Regions from separate parts of the Homo sapiens genome. Here region 2 is linked to region 1. A link is an interaction called in ENCODE POLR2A ChIA-PET data of the cell type or tissue named here. Cell type or tissue: Caco-2. All regions are shown on one strand. Each heading gives the region's core, and the rest is flanking DNA. Links, peaks and the distances in the headings are about the cores only. Region 1 holds the start of LOC101927840 (a long non-coding RNA gene). Region 2 has its middle 150 kb from the start of INO80D-AS1.

The links. ChIA-PET counts read pairs that join two places held together with the same protein. Peaks named below come from ENCODE experiments on the same cell type or tissue, not always from the same donor. Only the 100,000 strongest peaks of a DNase experiment are listed, where the experiment ranks them.
Region 2: POLR2A ChIA-PET joins it to region 1 with 6 read pairs; 2 of 35 experiments call an interaction of 5 or more read pairs at or near these places.

The regions. Positions count from the first base shown.
Region 1 is chr2:203,936,786-203,947,061 of GRCh38, reverse strand. ICOS (inducible T cell costimulator) reads right to left here. Exons shown (of 5, transcript NM_012092.4): 1 at 10,190-10,276. The coding sequence starts at 10,247. LOC101927840 (a long non-coding RNA gene) reads left to right here and starts at 6,304. Exons shown (of 4, transcript XR_427213.4): 1 at 6,304-6,545; 2 at 9,674-9,745. RefSeq lists an enhancer at 2,540-3,739. In Caco-2, for the core only: no CTCF peak of the experiment used is centred there; no DNase peak of the experiment used is centred there.
Region 2 is chr2:205,933,407-205,943,682 of GRCh38, reverse strand. No RefSeq gene overlaps it. Among named protein-coding and RNA genes, the nearest start is that of INO80D-AS1, 150 kb to the left of the region's middle. In Caco-2, for the core only: no CTCF peak of the experiment used is centred there; a DNase peak (open chromatin) is centred at 6,260.

The sequences.
Region 1 (10,276 bases), core at 2,174-7,173:
GTATAAGATGCTCATGCCCAGACCCATCCTGCTGGGACTCTTTGCAAGCAGTTGTATTGTTCCTGGTTGAAAATCCTCTGGAGGAAACATTTAAAGAACCCACTCAGTGCAGAGCGTGCAAGATATCAGAAATGTAATTTTATTTTCTTTAACTCAGACTTCTAACCACAAACCTCCACAAAGGTCTCAGAGTGATGGAAAGATAAGATGTCCTGAGTTTGTAATCATTGATAGTGCTTATTAAACACATTTTCTGTAATCAAACAATGATAAGTGTTAGCTTAGCACAGCACATGAATGTGACACAAGAGGCAAAAGTCTAAAAATTGCAATGTTTATATTAGGTTTTAGTTATATTTGATGTTTTACTAAGAAATTCTGGCATTAAAAAAAAAAGTACTTCCTACCACTTTTCTCACCTTTCATAAAAGCAATGTCATGTCTTATGAGTCTACCAGCTAAAACCTTTAGATCCCTGGTTAGTAGATTTTTATATATGCATCATTTCTAAACTTACATTGCTATTCAAAGGCACCCATAATCTAAAGAAGTAATTGAGGCAAGGAAGGGAGGGAGGATAGACAAGATAAACCCAATCTAACCTAAATGCCTAACATTTGGAGAAAAAAAAAAGAAAGCAAAAAAAAAAAAATGGGAAGAAGAAAAGTGAGGAGAAAAAGCCAAAAGAGTGCTCATGAACACACACACAATGTGTGCATTGTTTTACTCTCCAAGGAACTCCATAGGGGGTACAAAACAACCCTTTGGTTCTCTAAGTGTGTATAATAAGAAAAATGAAAGATTGATTTTCTCCTAGTTAAAACTGATTTCTTCATGAAAAATGAAAAAATCCCAGTGGTATTATAAAACTTTGTATCAATATTCACAAAGCAATTAATTTACAAACAAGTTATTTTGTTAGTTACTTCATTGCCTTTGATTTGAAACTATTGTACTAGGGAAATCATATGAGATTAAATGAACCCAACTCTCTTCCACAGAGTGGGAGGGAGAGAGGATTTTATCCACACCTCTGAATACCCACATTGCTTGCCATTGCTCAGCTACTGTGCAAAACTCCTTGGGCACATGGACAGGGTGTTCACTGCCTGAACTCATTTGCACCTATGGCTCCAGCTCTCATGTCTACCCCCAGGAGCCCACATTTTCTCTCCAGCCCAAACTTCTAGTTCCTTGTTTCCAAATTCCTTTCAACATCACTATCTGGTTTTACCCTAACACATCATGTATAGCCTTTCCAAACTGAGCTCAGTACAGTCATGCGCTGCATAAATGACATGTTGGTCAACGATGGACTGTATATATGGTGGCGGTCCCATAAGATTATAATACAGAAATTTTTAATGTCCCTTTTATGTGTTTAGTTACACAAATATTTACCATTGTGCTACCATGGCCTGCAGTATTCAGTACAGTAACATGCTGTACAGGTTTGTAGCCTAGAAGCAATAGGCTACTCCACATAGCCTAGGTAGTGCAGTAGGCTCTGCCATCTAGTAGACATCATTGCGTCAGTACGCTCGATGATGTTCACACAACAAAATCACTAAGGACACATTTCTCAGAATGTATTCCCATCGTCAAGTGGCACGTGACTGTATTCATTCACCAAATCCAAACCCTGTCTTTTCAGGGAGTCACTAGTCTGACCCTAGGAACCTCAGAGTCTTCCTCATTTCTTCCTCTCTCTGATTTTCATCATCCAATTGGTCACCAAGTCCAGTTGACTCCAGCTCATGAATATCTCTTAAATTCAATTCTTTTTCTCCATTCCCATTGCCAATCCACACCTTTTTCATGTCTTCCCTTATCTGTGGAAGCATCCTCTTGACTGGCCTTCTCAATACTGATCTCTCTCCTCCCCATCCCTCCTCCATGCTGCTCCCAAAATTATGTTTCAGAAAAGCATTTCACTCCCCAGTTTAAAAGTCTCTATTAGTGTTCTATTGCTTATAAGGTGTTTTAAAATATATATATCTGGCTTGACACAAAATGCTTTCACAATCTCATAGGCCATCTATTGAAGCCACACTGAACTTTTTGGCCATTTCTTTCACACTTCTGTTCTTTACTACTAGAATATGCTTCACATTTCATTATTTCTGTTACCATGAACTAAAATATTTGATTACCCCTTAATCTGAGAAGAAATTCTCATTCACTCTTCAAGAACCATTTTAAATGTCAACTTCTCTCTTGAGATATTTATTTCCAAGACCACCAGACAAAGACTCTTATTTCTATGCTCCCAATAATACTTTGTTTAGGCCAGTATATTTTAGCACATAGCATCTTGGATCATAATTATTTTTGTCTGTCTTCCTCATTTAACCATGAGCTCCACAAAGATAAGGACTGCATTACAGTTGCCTAAAAAATCCCAGGACCTTGAACATAGTGGAAGCTCAATCATATTAAATAAAAGAATTAATATTAACAGAAGAATATAAAGGCTAAGCATGTTTGGTAAATATCTTTGTAATGGGCCAAGAAGAGGAGTGGGAAAAGGAGAGCAAAGATCCTATTTACTGAAGATTGGGAGATACTTATTTCCCAGTCAAAAAGAAAAGACTCACGGGAAAGGGAGACCCTCCTCTCCCAAACACACACTCTGACCGGAGAAGCTGAGCGTCTGTTTGTGGAGAAGTTTCCGACTTTATCTGGAGGTGAGTCAAGTTAGAGAGCCAAACGGAGCAAAATACAGGGGTAGAGGAAGCTGCAGAAAGGCTCTGGGAGCTCAATGGGTCCCCAAGCAGCCCATTCTTGCCAGGCACCACAGGGATCCATCTGGAGGGTGGCCAGAGGAGCAGGGTATAAAACTCCACAGGGAGAAGGAATTCTCTAGCTGAACTTTGTAACTATTTGAACAGGGCAAGAAGTCTCCTGGCCTGAACTGGGGGGAGGCCGTGAATCCAGCATGCAGATTTCACATGCAGGGGAAAAACTAAAGCCCTTTTCTTTCACAGCTGGGAGGCAGAAAGCCTCAGGCAAGTTTTCAAGCCAGTCTTGCCCTTTGCCTGGAAACAGACTTGGGGCGGTTAGAGGAGGCATGATTAGAGTGAGACCAGCCCTTCCGTTTGCATGGGATCTGGATGAGACCTGTGACTGCCGGTTTTCCCCCACTTCCCTGACAACCTGCATGACTCAGCAGAGGCAGCCATAATCCTCCTAGGTACACAACTCCAGTGACCTGGGAATCTCACCCACATCCCCCACAGCAGCCACAGCAAGACCTGCCCAAGGAGAGTCTGAGCTCAGACATGCCTAGCCCTGCCCTTCCCTACCCACCCTGGTTAGCAGAACACAAAGGGCATATAATCCTGGGAGTTCTAGGGCCCCACCCACCACCAGACCCTCTCTATACTATTACAGCTGATGCTTTCTGGAAAGCGCCACCTCCTGGCAGGAGGCCAACCAGCACAAAAATAGAGCATTAAACCACCAAAGCTAAAGGCCCTCATGGAGTCCATTGCACCCTTCGCCACCTCCACCAGAACAGCACTGGTATCCATGGCTGAGAGACCCATAGATGGTTCACATCACAGGAATCTGTGCAGACAACCCCCAATACCAGCCCAGAGCCGGGTAGATTTGCTGGGTGGCTAGACCCAGAAGAGAGACAACAATCACTGCAGTTTGGCTCACTGGAAGCCACATACATAGGAAAAGGGGAAAGTATGATATCAAGGGAACACTCCATGGGACAAAAAAAAAATCTGAAGAACAGCCTTCAGCCCTAGACCTCCCCTCTGACAGCACCTACCCAAATGAGAAGGAACCAGAAAACCAACTCTGGTAATATGACAAAACAAGGCTCTTCAACACCCCCAAAAAATCACACTAGTTCACCAGCAATGGATCCAAACCAAGAAGAAATTCTTCATCTACCTGAAAAAGAATTCAGGAGGTTAGTTATTAAGCTAATCGGGGAGGGACCAGAGAAAGGTGAAGCCCAATGCAAGGAAATGCAAAAAATGATACAAGAAGTGAAGGCAGAAATATTCAAGGAAATAGATAGCTTAAAGAAAAAACAATAAAAATTTCAGGAAACTTTGGACACAATTTTAGAAAGGTGAAATGCTCTGGAAAGTCTCAGCAATAGAATTGAACAACTAGAAGAAAGAAATTCAGAGCTTGAAGACAAGGTCTTCGAATTAACCCAGTCCAACAAAAACAAAGAAAAAAGAATAAGATAATTTGACACCAGGGTACACACACTTACTTAATCTCTTCACCTAATAATCTAGTCCAATCCTCTCATTGTACAGAAACTAAAGCATCAGAGCTAAAGAGATTTGCTACGAAATAAAAAAACAAAAAGAAGCTTTTAACATTAAGCTAGATATGAAAATGAATTTCAGGTATTTATTTTCCTTCTAGGTATATTGGATATATTATCACCTTAATACTTAAAGTAGTATTCACATTGGTGCCACATATGTGTTCTGTGATTGAAAGGGTTATTATATATCAAAAAATTATTTTAAAGTGACTTAGATATGAAATTACATTGTACATAACACACTCATTTCCCTAGACATTTTCATTCATCAGCCATCATGTATTAAGCTGGGCTGTCATTGTACCTGGGTTCTTCTCTGATGAAGTCTAAATTCTTAATGATTTTCCCATCACTTATCTGCCTGTAGAAATGTACAGAAATGGATTCACATATAGAAGTAAATTTCATCATAATTAAATAAGTGCAAATAGGCACATCTATGAGATTTTTGCATTAGTCCTAGATAGTGCAAAGTAAACAGAACTTTAACTGTGAGTGCAGTAGACAGCTTGTTGTTGTTATTGTTGTTTTTGCATGTACAGATTCTTTGTTGCAAAGTCCTAGAAGAACACAAATACAGGCTGTAAAAAAAATCTATTTATCAAATTCAAAAAAGTTACCTTTAAATGATCATTAATTGCTTATTGAAAGTGCTGTGTCTGTGTCAACATGACTCAAATAAACAGATCCTAACAACACTCGTGGTCAACTGGATGGAAACTCCTGGTCTATCACCCTATTTGGGGACAACGTGTTTCTTTTTTTTCCTCAAGCAAAGTAGATACAAGCATCATTATGTTATACATGAACCAGAAGGAAGTTCATATCCCCAGTTTCTGACTCTCTAAACTTGCAAATCTTTACCTGTTTTGGTCAACCTTACAGGCCAAACTATTGAAAAAAAAAATCATTTCTTGACTAACACTTTCAATTTGTGTGACATATCCCCTACATACTTAAGTTCCACTTTCCAAAATATAATTGTGAATTTTTATAAGGTTTCAAATGCCATGTTTTTTTCACTTTGAATGACCAAAAAGTGCCATTTGACAGACCTAGTTTATTAGAACAGCAGTAGTACTGAGATGCCATTTACAGAGAAATTGTGATCTTTTCTTCAGTTATTGCAAGCTACAAATGATTTTAAAACTCATTTTTAAAAATTTGCAAAGCCCAGTAAGTCATTTTGCATATAAAACTCAATATTCTTAGAGTAGGGAAGCAGTATATGTTGTAGATTTTGCTGTTTACAACTGTGAATACTGGGATGAATTTTTTTAAGCCAAATAATGCTATGAATCTTACAGTGAGTAAATATAAGAATTTCAGTCCCCCCTACATGCCTGCATTTTGTTTCTACCAAGAAATGGGAATATGCTACTAGTAACTTAAAACTGAAATATCCATTTCATCTGAAGGAGTTGTGGTTAACAAGCAACAGCAAGTTGTGAAAGCCATTTTGTTCACAAATGATGAAAAAATAAGGGACTCAAGATCTTACATAAGAATAAGAGACATTTCTAGAAAGAGTGGGGAAAAACAGCATAAGGTATGATTAAACAAATACTAGGAAAAAAATGACTGAAATGAAGAATAAAGCTTGAGTCTAGAGATTGAAAACTTTCACCCAGTCTTAAAAAAAATAATAATAAATTAATAGAACAGCGGGGCGCGGTGGCTCACGCCTGTAATCCCAGCACTTTGGGAGGCGGAGGCGGAGGCGGAGGTGGGCGGATCACGAGGTCAGGAAATTGAGACCATCCTGGCTAACACGGTGAAACCCCGTCTCTACGAAAAATACAAAAAAATTAGCCAGGCGTGGTGGCGGGTGCCTGTAGTCTCACCTACTTGGGAGGCTGAGGCAGGAGAATCGCTTCAACCCGGGAGGTGGAGGTTGCAGTAAGCCGAGATTGCGCCACTGCACTCCAGCCTGGGCGACAGAGTGAGACTCCGCCTCAAAAAAAAAATTAATAGAAACACACAGAAAGAGAAACAGAGGGAGAGAGTTACACATATCCTGGAGGAATTCCTGAATTCCAATACTGAAGTAAATAGCTTTCAAGATTATGAAATTCTAGAGTTTTTTTTTTTTTTACAAAGGAATGAGAGTTAGACTACCATCAAACTCTTCACCCACAACCCTAGAAGCCAGCAGACAGTGGAGGAATATCTGCAACCACTAAGAAGAAAGGCTGCCATCCAGGACTCCTATTCCCAGGAAAGATATCAGTCACTCATCAAGGTAAAAGGAAGACACCCTTACCTGTACTGGAATTCAGAGAGTTGGGGGTATTTAACGAAAATAAGAGAAGTCTTCTGATCATTAGATTAGAACAGAGATCACAAGACAGGAGCAGATGTCCAGAATGATGTTGTCATTGAACGTATGTGATGTAAGTGTTAAGAAAGGATTCTTGAAACAGAAGAGAAATACTGTAAGAGGAAACCTAGCAATGATCTGCAACTGTAAGTTTTAAATTATTTCCACAAAACCCACGTATGGAGCAGGGTGCACTGTCTGGGGGAAGTGTGAGAGTGGGAAAGGAAGAACATTCTTAAGTTCTCATATCAGTGCAGGGGATGGGGACTAGGCACATCAGACAAAGGCATTTTCATTATTTTCATACAATGATAAACAAGTAGACATTCAATTAAGATTCTTTGAACATGTCAATTACTTAGTAAATTAAGAACTGTAGTCGACCTTCCAAATTAACCGGAGGCAAAGAGGAGAGTCAAAAGAAATTTCATCACACCAACAAAAATAAAAGAGAAAAAGAGGATACAACAAAGAAAAATAAGTAGTAAATAAACATAGAAATAAAATCAAGTAGAGGCTTATGCTGACTGGGAATGGCCTGAATTCATCTATCAAAAGAAAAAATTGACAACTGGGATTTTTGTTAAATCTAACAAGAACACTCTGGAAGGGGGTGCTGTCAGGAGATGACATTTACTCAGTCGTGGAGAGGCTAAGAGGGGCTCCAAGGTCAGTCATCTTCACAGACTTCTCTCAGACGCTGGAGACACTGAGGGGCTCTTTTCCCAAGTGGAATTCAGGAGTCACTAATGGAATGCCTCAGTGACAAAGGAAGGCTCAAAGTGGCCTTGAGGGCTATCCTCCCAGCTTCCTCACAGAACACATCATAATACATGCACGTTTATTAGACACCCTCTGCCATCAGCCCTTCCCAATCTGGTGTATTATCCACACTGCTTTTAAAGTAGTCTTTCTAAAACCAGAATTTGTCCCATCACTCATATGGTCCCTGTTGCCTATAAGGTCTACAAAGAGGGTCTTCAAAATGTAGTTAGACATTCACATTTTTCGTAGATATTTTTATAATTAAAAGTGTCCTATTGCTCCAAGTTCATTAAAAAAAAACAAGACTTTGTTAAATTCTACATTGAGATCCATCAAAGACTAGAAATCAGCAAGATTCCCATCCTTCTTAATTCACAACCAAATAACAAAGGTGATCAGAATCATTGAGATTTACGTTCCTTTAGATTTATGTTACACCTCCACTACTTCAACACAGTTTAGAAAGAATGTAGATGTTGGAGTCACATTAGAGTTCTAACTTTGGTTCTGCCACCAACTACTGTGTAACAAATCACTTAACCTTTCCTGGTTGGAAATTCTTCAAACACTGACTAAAGGTAAGAATGCCTACATCTTCATGGCATGAGAAAGCCTATGTAAATTGGGAGGATTGAAAATACAACAGAGGACAAGCAAGTACTTAGTTTACTTGAGTTTGGCTCTTTTTCTTTAGAGCTTTTACATGGCAGTTTCTGGATACATGCATTGTGGAGATATTTTAAATAGGATCATTGCTAGCAGATTTATTGTTACCATTTAGCCACTCGTGCCTCAGGTTTGCCACATGCCAAACAGCATGCCACATCTCATGGCTTTCTTTATAATGAGAGTGAACATTGGTTGTATTCATTTAGAATCTACGATGAATATTGTTCCAGAATACAAATTATTCGTCAGCTTAATCTGGAAACTTAAAACAATCCTACCTAAGGCTGGATCTCACCTTCCACAGAATTGACACCGATGCTACTTTAATTCTCCTGAGCATAATACCACAACCAGAACTGCCCAAATTGGTTTGGCCTAGTTGAATGATTTTTATCAATACAAACAAACCCTTCCACGAATGGTACCAACGTTCTTGGAAGAATATCCAAAATCTGGAACATAGACTATATGGTCTGAATGGTCTGGCCTCTACTTTCCTTTCCAGCCTCACCTTGGACCAACTTGGACCAGTTGGTCATCTTGGACCAAGCTCAGCCTCTTCCCTCTTTGTGCTCAGGCACATCTGTCTGCTTTCTTCTAGTTCCCTAACCTTACCTCATTCCTTCCTGCCACAGGCTCTTTGCACTTGTTCCTTCCATGGTATGGAACGTTCTTCCCTACCTTCATACCGTTCTCCCCATTGATTGCTACCTTGTCCTTGAAATCTCCGCTCAAGTGCCACTTGCACAGGAAAGACTTCAATGAACCCTGCTCCTCAGCTACACCTCCACACCCACCCAGTCTAGTCAAGCTCCTTGTTACATTCCCTCATATAATTGAGTTTTGCCTGTAATTATCATTAATCAATGGGATTATTTGATTAATATATCTCTCTCTACCATGCAGTTACCTTCCAAAGAACAGGGGTTGACCTGGTTTTGCTCATCCTTGTACATACACCATCTGGCACAGTACCTGCTACCAGGCAGGTGCTCAATGCTACATGAGTAAATGGATGAATGAAGAATGAATATAAATTCCAAAGCTGCTCATGTCATTCATGCCGCTAAAGGACTTCATGAGATTCTAGAAAAGGCATAAACCAGCAAGTAGCCCAAAACTGTCCTTGTGCTCATTCTACATTCCTCAATCCTCTTAACTGCACTTAACTCACTTTGAGCCAGCACAAGATGAAACATTTGATCAATTTGATTTCATTTTTTTTTCATTTTTTGTAAGAACAGTAAGGTCTATTTTTTTGCCACTGAAAAAATGTATCCCTAGATAGGATCATACCTACTAAAAGTTCTGCCTTCACTTTTAGTTTATTTGATTATTTAAGTTATTTAATATTACTTAACTTTCCTTTTTTCAACCTCAAGAATAGGGCTCAGTGTGAAAGAGAAAACAAAAGTAGTACAAATTATATACAGTAAAAAGCAGCAGAAACACGTGTATTAACTTACATTGTATGTAGCATTATTTAAATTGTCCATATAGAGTCTGCTATATGCCATTCAAGAGAAGGAATCAGGGACTCCAGAATGATCTTTTTTGTAAGGTCTACAGGGGCTAGGAAGTATTTTTACATTATCCTTTCCTCCTTGGCTTTTTAGGGTGAACTCTGATACTTAGTGTCAATAAAAACTCTATGGTGCCCTGGACATTTCAGATAACAGATCATCCAGGTAAGATTAAAATCAAAATCCTTCTTTTCAAAGACTTCCCATTTTATTTTCTACCACAGAAAGAATTCCCAGTCCAAATGCCAGAGCTATTTAATTTTCATTCTGTTGACACAAGTCATTTTGCCTTTCATCTTTCTCTAAGAACAGTAAGCCACTCTGCTAGTTTATCCACTGACAGGTAACTCCAAGCAGGTAATTTAAAAATTTAATGGTCTGATGAAACATGTTTTTCATCTCAAGACACAGTATCAAAGGCAGCAATGCAAACTCAATGCCATCCACAGTGACATGAGTGACATGGTGCCCTTGGCCATATCCTGAAACTATTCCTACTTTCAAAAACCAAAACCACTGTCTTTTGGGTGCGTAATTTTTCTACCTTTGCTTTTTCTTAATGTTTACTTGAATTATAACTTAATAAGAAATATTCAATACACCACTTACCTGTTAAAACTTTAATGCGCAAGCAGAAGAGAAAGAAATACCAGAGGCCTGACTTCATGTTTGCCAGAAACAGTTAACAGTCCTCGC
Region 2 (10,276 bases), core at 3,391-8,390, 2.0 Mb before region 1:
AGGGATGGGATTGCAAAGCTGAGCTCAAAGGCATCAATGTGCTCACCTTTGCAGGGTTGGATGCCGTTTTTCACTCCCAGAATGACGTGTGTCAAGTGTGTCAAACCGTCTCTCTGGGACCTCTCTAAATTTGTTATTTTGGTACAACCTGAAAAAGTACGTTTCTTCTGCATTACTTCATTATCATTTAGGAAATTGCCTGTTCTCAATTATCCTGACAACTCAGGAGCTCATAGTCCTAGATTTTCTGTTTAAATCTCCATCTAGGGTTTTGAAAACATTTTAAATTCTTCAGGATGTCTGTACAATTGCCCTTTGTCTTTTTCTTTCCCTGCACCTTGTAACTTTTCAGGATGTGGTGTTATCTTTCTCATGAGAACTGGAATTTACTGCAAAGAGGCTCTGTTGGTTACTTCATTTTGCCTAAGCCTAAGCCCCAGCCCTCTTCAGAGGAAAAGACTATACAGTGAATGGTGGAAAGGAAAGGGAAAACCCAGGGAGCATTACTTTCTGGCTAGCTCTTTTTATTTTTATTTTTTTGAGACAGAGTCTCACTCTGTCACCCAGGCTGGAGTGCAGTGGTGCGATCTCAGCTCCCTGCAACTTCCGCCTCCTGGGTTCAAGTGATTCTCCTGCCTCAGCCTCCTGAGTAGCTGGAATTACAGAGGTGCGCCACCACGCCCAACTAATTTTTGTGTTTTTAGTAGAGACGGGGTTTCACCATGTTGGCCAGGCTGGTCTTGAACTCCTGGCCTTAAGTGATCCACCTGCCTCGGCCTCTCAAAGTGCTGGGATTACAGGCATGAGCCACTGTGTTTGGCCCTGGGTAGCTCTTTTTTTAAAAGTCTTGATTTGACTTGATTGAACACTATAGATTTAAAATCTCCCTCCTCCCAAATGTGTCAAAAATATTGCTTAAAATACTATTTAACTAGGGTTAAAAAACTCTTTTTTTTTGGAGACGGAGTATTGCTCTTTAGCCCAGGCTGGAGTGCAGTGGCATGATCTCGGCTTGCTGCAACCTCCGCTTCCCAGGTCCTGGGTTCAAGCAATTCTCCTGCCTCAGCCTCCTGAGTAGCTGGGATTACAGGTGTGCGCCACCATGCCCAGCTAATTTTTGTATTTTTAGTAGAGACAGAGTTTCACTATTGTTGGCTAGTCTGGTCTTGAACTCCTGACCTTGTGATCCACCCACCGTGGCCTCCCAAAGTGCTGAGATTACAGGTGTGAGCCACAGTGCCCAGTCAAAACTTTGAAACTATTTCATCAGTAGGATGAAATGATACATTAAATATTATATTGAGACAGTCATCACAGAATCTGGCAAGAGTATTAGATTTTCCAGTGCTCCTCAGAGAGCTGCTACAGAGAGGTGGTGTCATCTGAGCACTATCTGGGCTGGCATGGATGAGTAGGATGGCTCCAGTTCTTCACTCATACTTGCGTCGCACGTGTGATGCGTGACTTTATAGCCCTCCCATCTGATTCTGAGCTCAGACGTATGAACTGGCTTTGGCCAATAAGATGTTAACAAATGGGACACACCCAGCTACTTGAAAAGGACTTTCTCTCTTGCTCCTCTGCCACCACCATGAGAAGAACAAGGCTAGGCCAGAGGAGAGAGGTGTGGGCCACAGAGCTAAGCTGCCCCAGCTGAGCCAGTCCAGATGAGCTCGGCCCTGGTTGGACCCCAAATGCATAAGGGAGTCCAGATGAGATCAGTGAACCTTATAGGTATGGGAGAAATGAATGTTAGCCTAGGCAATGTAGTGAGACCTTATTTCTACAAAAAATTTAAAAAATTAGCCAAGCCTGGTGGCATGAACCTGTAATTCCAGCTGCTTGGGAGGCTGAGGTGGGAGGATTCTTTGAGCCCGGGGAGGCAGGGTTTGCAGTGAGCCAAGGTTGTACCACTGTCCTCCAGCCTGGGTGACAGAGTGAGACCCTGTCTCAAAAAAAAAAAAAAAAAAAAAAGTTTGCTATTATTTGGCACTGAGGCTTTGTGACTGGTTATTTTATGGCACATGATTGTGTTATGGACTAAATGCTGTATCCCTCCCAAAATTCATATGGTGAAGTCTGTACTAGTTCATTTTCACAGTGCTGATAAGGACATACCTGACACTAGGGAATTTATAAAAGAAGTTTAATGGACTCATAGTTCCACGTGGTTGGGGAGGCCCCACAATCATGGTGGAAGGTGAAAGGCACATCTCACATGGCGGCAGACAAGAGAAGAGAGCTTGTGCAGAAAAACTCCCCATTATAAAACCATCGGATCTCGTGAGAATTATTCACTGTCATGAGAACAGCACAGGAAAGACCTGCCCCCATGATTCAATTACCTCCCATTGGGTCCCTTCCACAACATGTGGGAATTCAAGATGAGATTTGGTTGGGGATATAGCCAAACCATATGAAAGTCCTAACCCCTAATGTGATGGTATTTGGAGATGGGGCCTTTGGGGACAATTAGGGTTAGAAGAGGTCAGGAGGGGAGTGCCCCCTGGTCTGAGGGGATTAGTGTCTTTTTAAGAAGAGACACCAGAGAGCTCAGTCTCTCTTACTTGCATTCTCTAACATCAGTAGGGGCCATGTGAGGACACAGGGAGAAGGAAGCGCTGTCTGCAAGCCAGGAAGAGGGTCTGCACCAGAAACTGACCATGCTCACCTTGGATGTGCAGACTCCAGAAGTGTGAAAAATACATGTCTATTGTTTTTTGCCCCCTAGCCTGTGGTGTTTTGTGACGGCAGCTGAGCAGACCAACACAGGTGGCAACAGCAAGCTCACACGGTGGCAGAGGGAAGACTGGGTCCTGGGCAACTTCCTGGAGTCTGAAGCTCTTTCCATACTTAGTTAGGCACACCCTCGAACCTTGTTCTAAATGCATGTGTGAGTGTCAGAAACCACTCTCTTCCCTTTTCCTTCCAATTTCTGTGATATAACTTATTAATAAATTGTTTTAGGCAGATAGAGAGGAAAAGGGGTCCTTGGGAAGTTTTCTTTTTTCTCTTTTCTTTTTTTTTTTTGAGACGGAGTCTCACTCTGTCGCCCAGGCTGGAGTGCAGTGCCGCAATCTTGGCTCACTGCAAGCTCCTCCTCCCGGGTTCACGCCATTCTCCTGCCTCAGCCTCCCGAGTAGCTGGGACTACAGGCGCCCGCCGCGACGCCCGGCTAATTTTTTGTATTTTTAGTAGAGACGGGGTTTCACCGTGTTAGCCAGGATGGTCTCGATCTCCTGACCTCGTGATCTGCCCGCCTCGGCCTCCCAAAGTGCTGGGATTACAGGCGTGAGCCACCGCACCCGGCCAAAGTTTTCATTATTTAAAGCATCTCTGGAAAAGTTTCCTGTAAAGCCCCAGCTCTTAGAGCTATGCAAGCGCCGGCCATTAGAAACTGGGTCCGCCCAACATGGCGATTCCCACCCTCTTCTTTTTGCCATTGCCCCACATGTGCCTGGCAACATGGCCATATCCCCACGTGTGTAGAACATCATAGTGCCCTGCATTTGCATATTAAAAGGCTAGGGTGGGAGGGCCAGCTTTTTCATGGGCTACGTGAATGACATGCCTAGTCAAACCAATCCCCTGAGACACTGCTTCCTCCAGCCTCTGTATATATACCTGGTTGGTATAGGTGGAAGGTGGGGTTCCCTCTCTTGGCTTTGGGCCCCCACCCCTCGTCTCTGTACGGGGAGCTGCTTCCTTCTGCCTTCTCTGTTCTTTCTTGTGTATTAAACTCTCTGCTCCTTAAAGCTGTTACCAGGGGGTCCTTGCTCCCAGAGCTCCCAAGACGGCGGTGGGCGCTTCCAAGATGGTGGCAAGCCTTATGTTCTCTGATCCGGGGTTCTTGGCCTCACGGATGCCAAGGAATGGAATCTTGGTCCATGCGATGAGTGTTACAGCTCTATTAGAAGCCGTGGGTCATGGAAGAGAACCATGGAACCCAGTGACTAGTGTTCAGCTCGATTAGGATGAACCCAGGCACTTAGCCGTGCAGGAACAATGGCAAGCCTTTAGCGCGATCGGGAGCGGCAATGGGCGCCTCGCTGGATCAGGAGAACAGCGGACACCCTGCTGGATCCGGAGGGATGGAAGTCAGCGGGGTTCTGCGGTGGTGGCAAATAGCAGTGGTGGACGGTGAGCCAAAGCTCAGCTCTAGCTGTAGCAAACACGGACCAGAAGAGAGTGCAGTTGCAAGATTTAATAGAGTGAAAACAGAGCTCCCATACAAAGGGAGGGGACCCAAAGAGGGTAGCCGTTGCTGGCTCGAATGCCTGAGTTTATATCCTGATCATTCTCCCTCCCGCTGTGCTCTCAGGTGATGGATGATTGGCTATTTCTTTACCTCCTGTTTTTGCCTAATTAGCATTTTAGTGAGCTGTCTTTACTATCTGATTGGCTGGGTGTGAGCTAAGTTGCAAGCCCCGTGTTTAAAGGTGGAAGCCGTCACCTTCACAGCTAGGCTTAGGGATTCTTAGTCGGCCTAGGAAATCCAGCTAGTCCTGTCTCTCAAAACCACTCCACGTGTGTCTGTGTCATTTTATCTAATTCGACTGGAGACTAAGAACCTGGTGTTCCTCCACTCATTGGAGCTGCGTCAGTTCTTCATTTGGTGCCCTCTCCTTGCCCACGGGCTCCAGGCTGAGGCTGGGCTCTCAGACACCGACCTGCCATCTGTATGCTGGGCCCGCGCTCTCTGCACAGACGGAGGCCAGGCTTCCGACCTTCTGATCATCTCCTCATTGCCAAGCATAACAAACCCTCCCAGGCTGCCGCACTTCTCCTTTTCAACTCCGAACTGTCTTTTCTTTCCTTTGTCCATTTCAAATGACAACCTGATAGAAAAAGGAAGAGTTGGAGATGTAGTCAGGGTACTTTCTGATTTCATTCTCTAATAAGTAGATATAATTTTTTGGGTAATTCCTACTTAAATAGAACTAAAACTGATGTTGGAGAATGGAAATAATTTGATAGAAACAGGTAAAAATGGTCAGAACAAAGGCCTCCCTGAGTAGCTAATTTTAAGCTTTGGGCATCACATTATAATTAGTGTTTACTTAGGGTTCATAAAAAGGAAAGAGAGGATTTGATCCCTGTCTGAGTTCCAATAAAGAGGTCCCCTCTATAGCCAAGAAGTGTATTAACCCTAGTTAGAACCCATGTGAAAAAATTGAATTCCATATTGTACTATTAAGATTGTACATATTGTCAGGCCTCTGAGCCCAAGCTAAGCCATCATATCCCCTGTGACCTGCACGTACACATCCAGATGGCCTGAAGCAACTGAAGCTCCACAAAAGAAGTGAAAATAGCCTTAACTGATGACATTCCACCATTGTGATTTGTTTCTGCCCCACCCTAACTGATCAATGTACTTTGTGATCTCCCCCACCCTTAAGAAGGTTCTTTATAATCTCCCCCACCCTTAAGAAGGTTCTTTGCAATTCTCCCCACCCTTGAGAATGTACTTTGTGAGATCCACCCCCTGCCCACAAAACATTGCTCCTAACTCCACCGCCTATCCCAAAACCTATAAGAACTAATGATAATCCCACCACCCTTTGCTGACTCTCTTTTCGGACTCAGCCTGCCTGCACCCAGGTGAAATAAACAGCCTTGTTGCTCACACAAAGCCTGTTTGGTGGTCTCTTCACACGGATGCACGTGGCACATATAAAGGTTTACAATTAGGAAACTGTATAATCATATTTGTTTCATTATCTAATATTTATTAAATGATATATATTTTAAACATTAAAATGTAGTAAGTGGAATTAAAGAGTAAAGGAACTTAATCTTATGCCCAGGGACTTAAGGGCCACTTGAGGTTTTGCTTCTGAGGGTGCAGCTGGGAGGTGAGGATGGTCAATGTGAGATACCAGAAAAGAAAAGTGGAAGATCAAAAGCTTGTTAGTGTTATTTGTTGAAGGTATTTATCCCACTCTCTCCCCAAAAGGATTTAAGACTGCTTATTTAGTATTCTCTTTGGAGTTGGCATAAAAAATGGTGACCAAGAAGCAGCAAATTGTTGGAAATAAAGGTGAGGGTTGGAAGCCATGTTGGTGGGGCAGGGCAGATTTGGTACTTCTGGATGACCTTGAAAACCATTCTGTGCTATTCAGACTCTCAGATGAAAGAGCTTTCATCCACCCCATTCCTTTAATCCCCTTCACCGCCCATCATGAAGGGGTGGAATCTTCCCTGGGACAGGGTGAGGAGGGGTTTCCTAGAAGCATCAGAATAATGTCAACAGAAAACTCTTTCATGCATTCAGTCCACTTGAGTAAGAACTGCTGGGCCCCACCATTGATGAACCTGACCTTAGACACAGTGATAGGGCAACAGCTGTTCAAGCAGGAGTATCTAAGCCTGTCCATGAAATTTGTGTATCTCTTCAAACATGAGAAATAATACAATGATTTAGTCACACAGGGAATCCATTAGGCTTGGCAATTTGATTTCAACTTTCTTAAGATCTTTTCTTGAGGAGTTGGGGGCAGGGATGTCTTTATAGTTAGCATAATAGATCTGATTAGATTCCCCAGGCATTCCTGGCTTGTTCTTTGGGCGATTTTAAGAATATGATTTTTTTTTTTTTAACGTCAGTCTTGTCTGAAAAGAAAATAGGTTATGAGCTCCGATCACTTACCCTTTCAGATTAACATTGAAATGCTAGAGGTTGGAGTTCTGTCAAATGGGGCAGCAGAAAATATGGTTATCTCCAAACAGGGGAAGTGCAGATTAACAAATTTCATATCCAATAATATTTATTGAGTGTTTGCTTTGTTAAACTGAAAATTCTCCATTCTGAGTCAGTGAGTGTTCAAAGCTTCACAGAATAAATCTGTATTAAATGAAAAATAAATCAGTTGTCACGGTCGTATAGCCCAGAAAATTTACAGCTGAAGTAAGACAGAGAAAAGTGACCCCCGCCTTCCTCTTTCCCTCCGGCCCCCAGCATCCCTTCACACCGATCGGCAAGTGGCCTGGGCACACACAAGTCAGCTCAGGATTATTTCGGCTCTTGTGAAAAAGGCAGGAATGAGCTCACCATTAACTTTGTTTCATTGTATCAGCAGCAGTTCCGATGCAGAGCGTTAGAACTGGAAGCTCTGTGACTTCATCCAGCCATTGCCTGGGCTAGCTGTGCTGCCTTTCTTTCGAAAATCTTTTAGTAACACAAGAAAATCAGATGATTGTATTTATTTTTCAGGTGATTTAATTAATTCCATTTAAAGCTTAAAAGAAGAGGTCTTGGAGAATTTTTGGCAGCGCTACTCTCATCCACATTTCAAAGGGAAAAAAAAGATTATTTCCTATTCTAGAGTTTAGGCTTGGGGGGGGCCTTTTATTTTAACAGCCAAAACATTGTCTTACTGAAGAATGAAAGAATTTTGCTACCACCAGTCACAAGATGTGGGGAGTAAGACACCAGCTTAGGGACTGGACACTCTACCTGTGACCAGGAGTGATCCCACAGGCAAATTCACTTTTCTCCCATCTTCCCAACTAGAGCTTTTGGGGTTTGGCTCTCTGAGGTTCCTTCTAGCTTTACTGTTATATAGTGGCCCTGTGTCTGCATTCAGTAGCTGAACTAGCAATTAATTCTAGAAGGAAGTTGGAGACAGTGCAAGCTCTTTTTTTTTTTTTTTTTTTTTTTTTTTTTGAGACAGAGTCTTACTCTGTCACCCAGACTGGAGTGCAGTGGTGTGATATCTTGGCTCACTGCAACCTCTGCCTCCCGGGTTCAAGCAATTCTCCTGCTTCAGCTTCCCAAGTGGCTGGGATTATAGGTGTGTGCCACCACACCCAGCTAATTTTTGTATTTTTAGTAGAGAGGATGGGGTTTTGCCATGTTGGCTAGGCTGGTCTCGAACTCCTGGCCTCAAGCTATCCACCCGCCGTGGCCTCCCAAAGTGCTGGGATTACAGGCATGAGCCACCTCTCCCAGCCACCAGTGCAAGCTTCTGATGGGGAACTGAGTTCTGCATAAGCCTCAGTGCCCCAGGTGCTTTCCTCCCTGGGTGCAGGTGCCCTCCTAGGGGTGTATCTAGAAGAATGTTCCAACCTCATAGGACCTGAGGGCTTTGTCTAGGAGACAATGCTTCCCTTTTGAGACTCGTGAGTCCCTCAAAACTTCACTAATTTGAAGTAATGGTGTAATCTTTGGACTAGAAAAATTGGGCCTAAGAATGTTAATGCTCATCCTGTCTTCATGGCTGTGTGTTTTAAAACCAAATCAATAGTGGAACAAGAATTTTCAAGCCCAGTGGGGGGGTTTTGGGAAAAAAACAAATTTCTTTTTTTTTTTCCGCTTTATTTGCCACAGTGAGATAGCCTAACTGCTAGTAACATACTCATCCAAAGAAAGGCCTTAAGCTCTAAACCTCACCTCTGGTAGAGACAGAGCTCATCAAATTCCTGTTTGGCATTAGCATATACAGTACAGTGGAAGTGCTCTTATTTTTACTTTTTTATTTTTGGAGATTGAGTTTCGCTCTTGTCGCCCAGGCTAGAGTACAATGGCACAACTTTGGCTCACCGCAGCCTCCACCTCCTGGGTTCCAGCGATTCTCCTGCCTCAGCCTCCTGAGTAGCTGGGACTACAGGCGCCCGCCACCATGCCTGGCTAATTTTTGTATTTTTAGTGGAGACACTATTTCACCACATTGGCCAGGCTGGTCTCGAACTCCTGACCTCAGGTGATCTGCCCACCTCGGCCTCCTAAAGTGCTGGGATTACAGACGTGAACCACTGTGCCTGGCTTCTTTTTTTTTTTTTATAGATAAGAGTGACTAGCAGTTAGTTAATCAAAAAAGCTGATTGCAGTATGGAAAACATAAAAAAGATTACATACATGCCATAAACATTTGTGGTAACTTAAACTATATATCAATTTCATGGATGCTAAGACACACTTAAAAAAAAATATATATATATATATATATAAACATCTCTGAAATTGACATTGTTTTGTAATCACAGACAAATTCAAGATGTGGTTGTCATTGCCAGCCTTCGACCTGTTAGTTAGCTCTTCCTGGTGGCACAACTGGTCAACTGCAACTCCTCAATGTTTTAGCCTCCAACCATTAAAGGACTCTTTGAGGAAGGAATATGAGTCCTGACTGTTGTTGGAAAACATTCCCTTGACACCTTCCAGCAAGATCAAGAACATGACAGCATTAAAACATGCTGAATGGGTTTCCAAGGGGCTACAGAGAATTCTTAGAAACAATTGTGGAGTGCTCTTTGAAGAAATGCTGCATTGCTATCACCCTCGATGGCTCAGGGGAGGATATCAAGTTGAAAGGCCTCTGTGACTCCAGAAGGAAAATGATGTATGGTAGGGTTGGGGAGAATTTTTCCTCCCTCTATGAATTTTCCCTCCCCTGCTGAAATGAGCTGATGATAGATTAACAGGAGGAAAGGTATCCAAATTTATTCACATGTGTAGGAATGGGAATCATAAAAACTAGGAGACTCAAAGAAAGGCCAAACAGCTGAAGCCTAAATAGCACCCTCTTCATAGAGGAGTGGGAGATAGGGTAATGGAGGCGATTTTGACTGGTAATAAATGATCTTCAGCTCCCAGACAGTGGCCTGAGACAAAATTCTTCTGAGCTCTGGGGGAGGTGGTGACAAATTATGGGAAGGTGAGGGGCAACACTTCACTGTTAACAAAGGTTGTCTTGTTATGGAGAGAGTTTCACAGGTAATATCTGGGAGCTGCCCTCAGAAGAATAGAGGAAAAGTCTATCTGGGCCTGGCGATGACTTTTAGTCTTTTCTCTTCTCTGCTGTTTCCTGGTTATTTGATGAGATTCCTAGGAACAGGTTTTAAGACAATTGCATTTCTTCTGAAAGAAGTTTCCTCAGTCAGATAAGGACATTCCAGAGAGAGCCCCTCCTTATGCTAGGGAAGAGGGGTGTGGCAAGAAACAAGAGAAGTTTAGAAAGTGTGTAACATATATGTATGTATGTATATATATGTTACATACTGATTTATCACAAAAATCTATATTTTCTTTGTCTAAAACAATTCTTCCGAGAAGTATAAAATAAAAATTTTAAGTGATAAGAAATCTTTGATTATCATTTTGGCTGCAGTTATTCCTTCTTGGTGGCATGCATAAAATAATGTACATTTTAAAATCAATGGTTTCTCAGATTTGATGAAATACGGTAAGCATTTTTTTCTCCAATCTTTTGATGCAGGAGCAATTTTCTTTGAACACTGGTTGGCATTCCCCTTTGTCTTTCTTGCTTCTTCT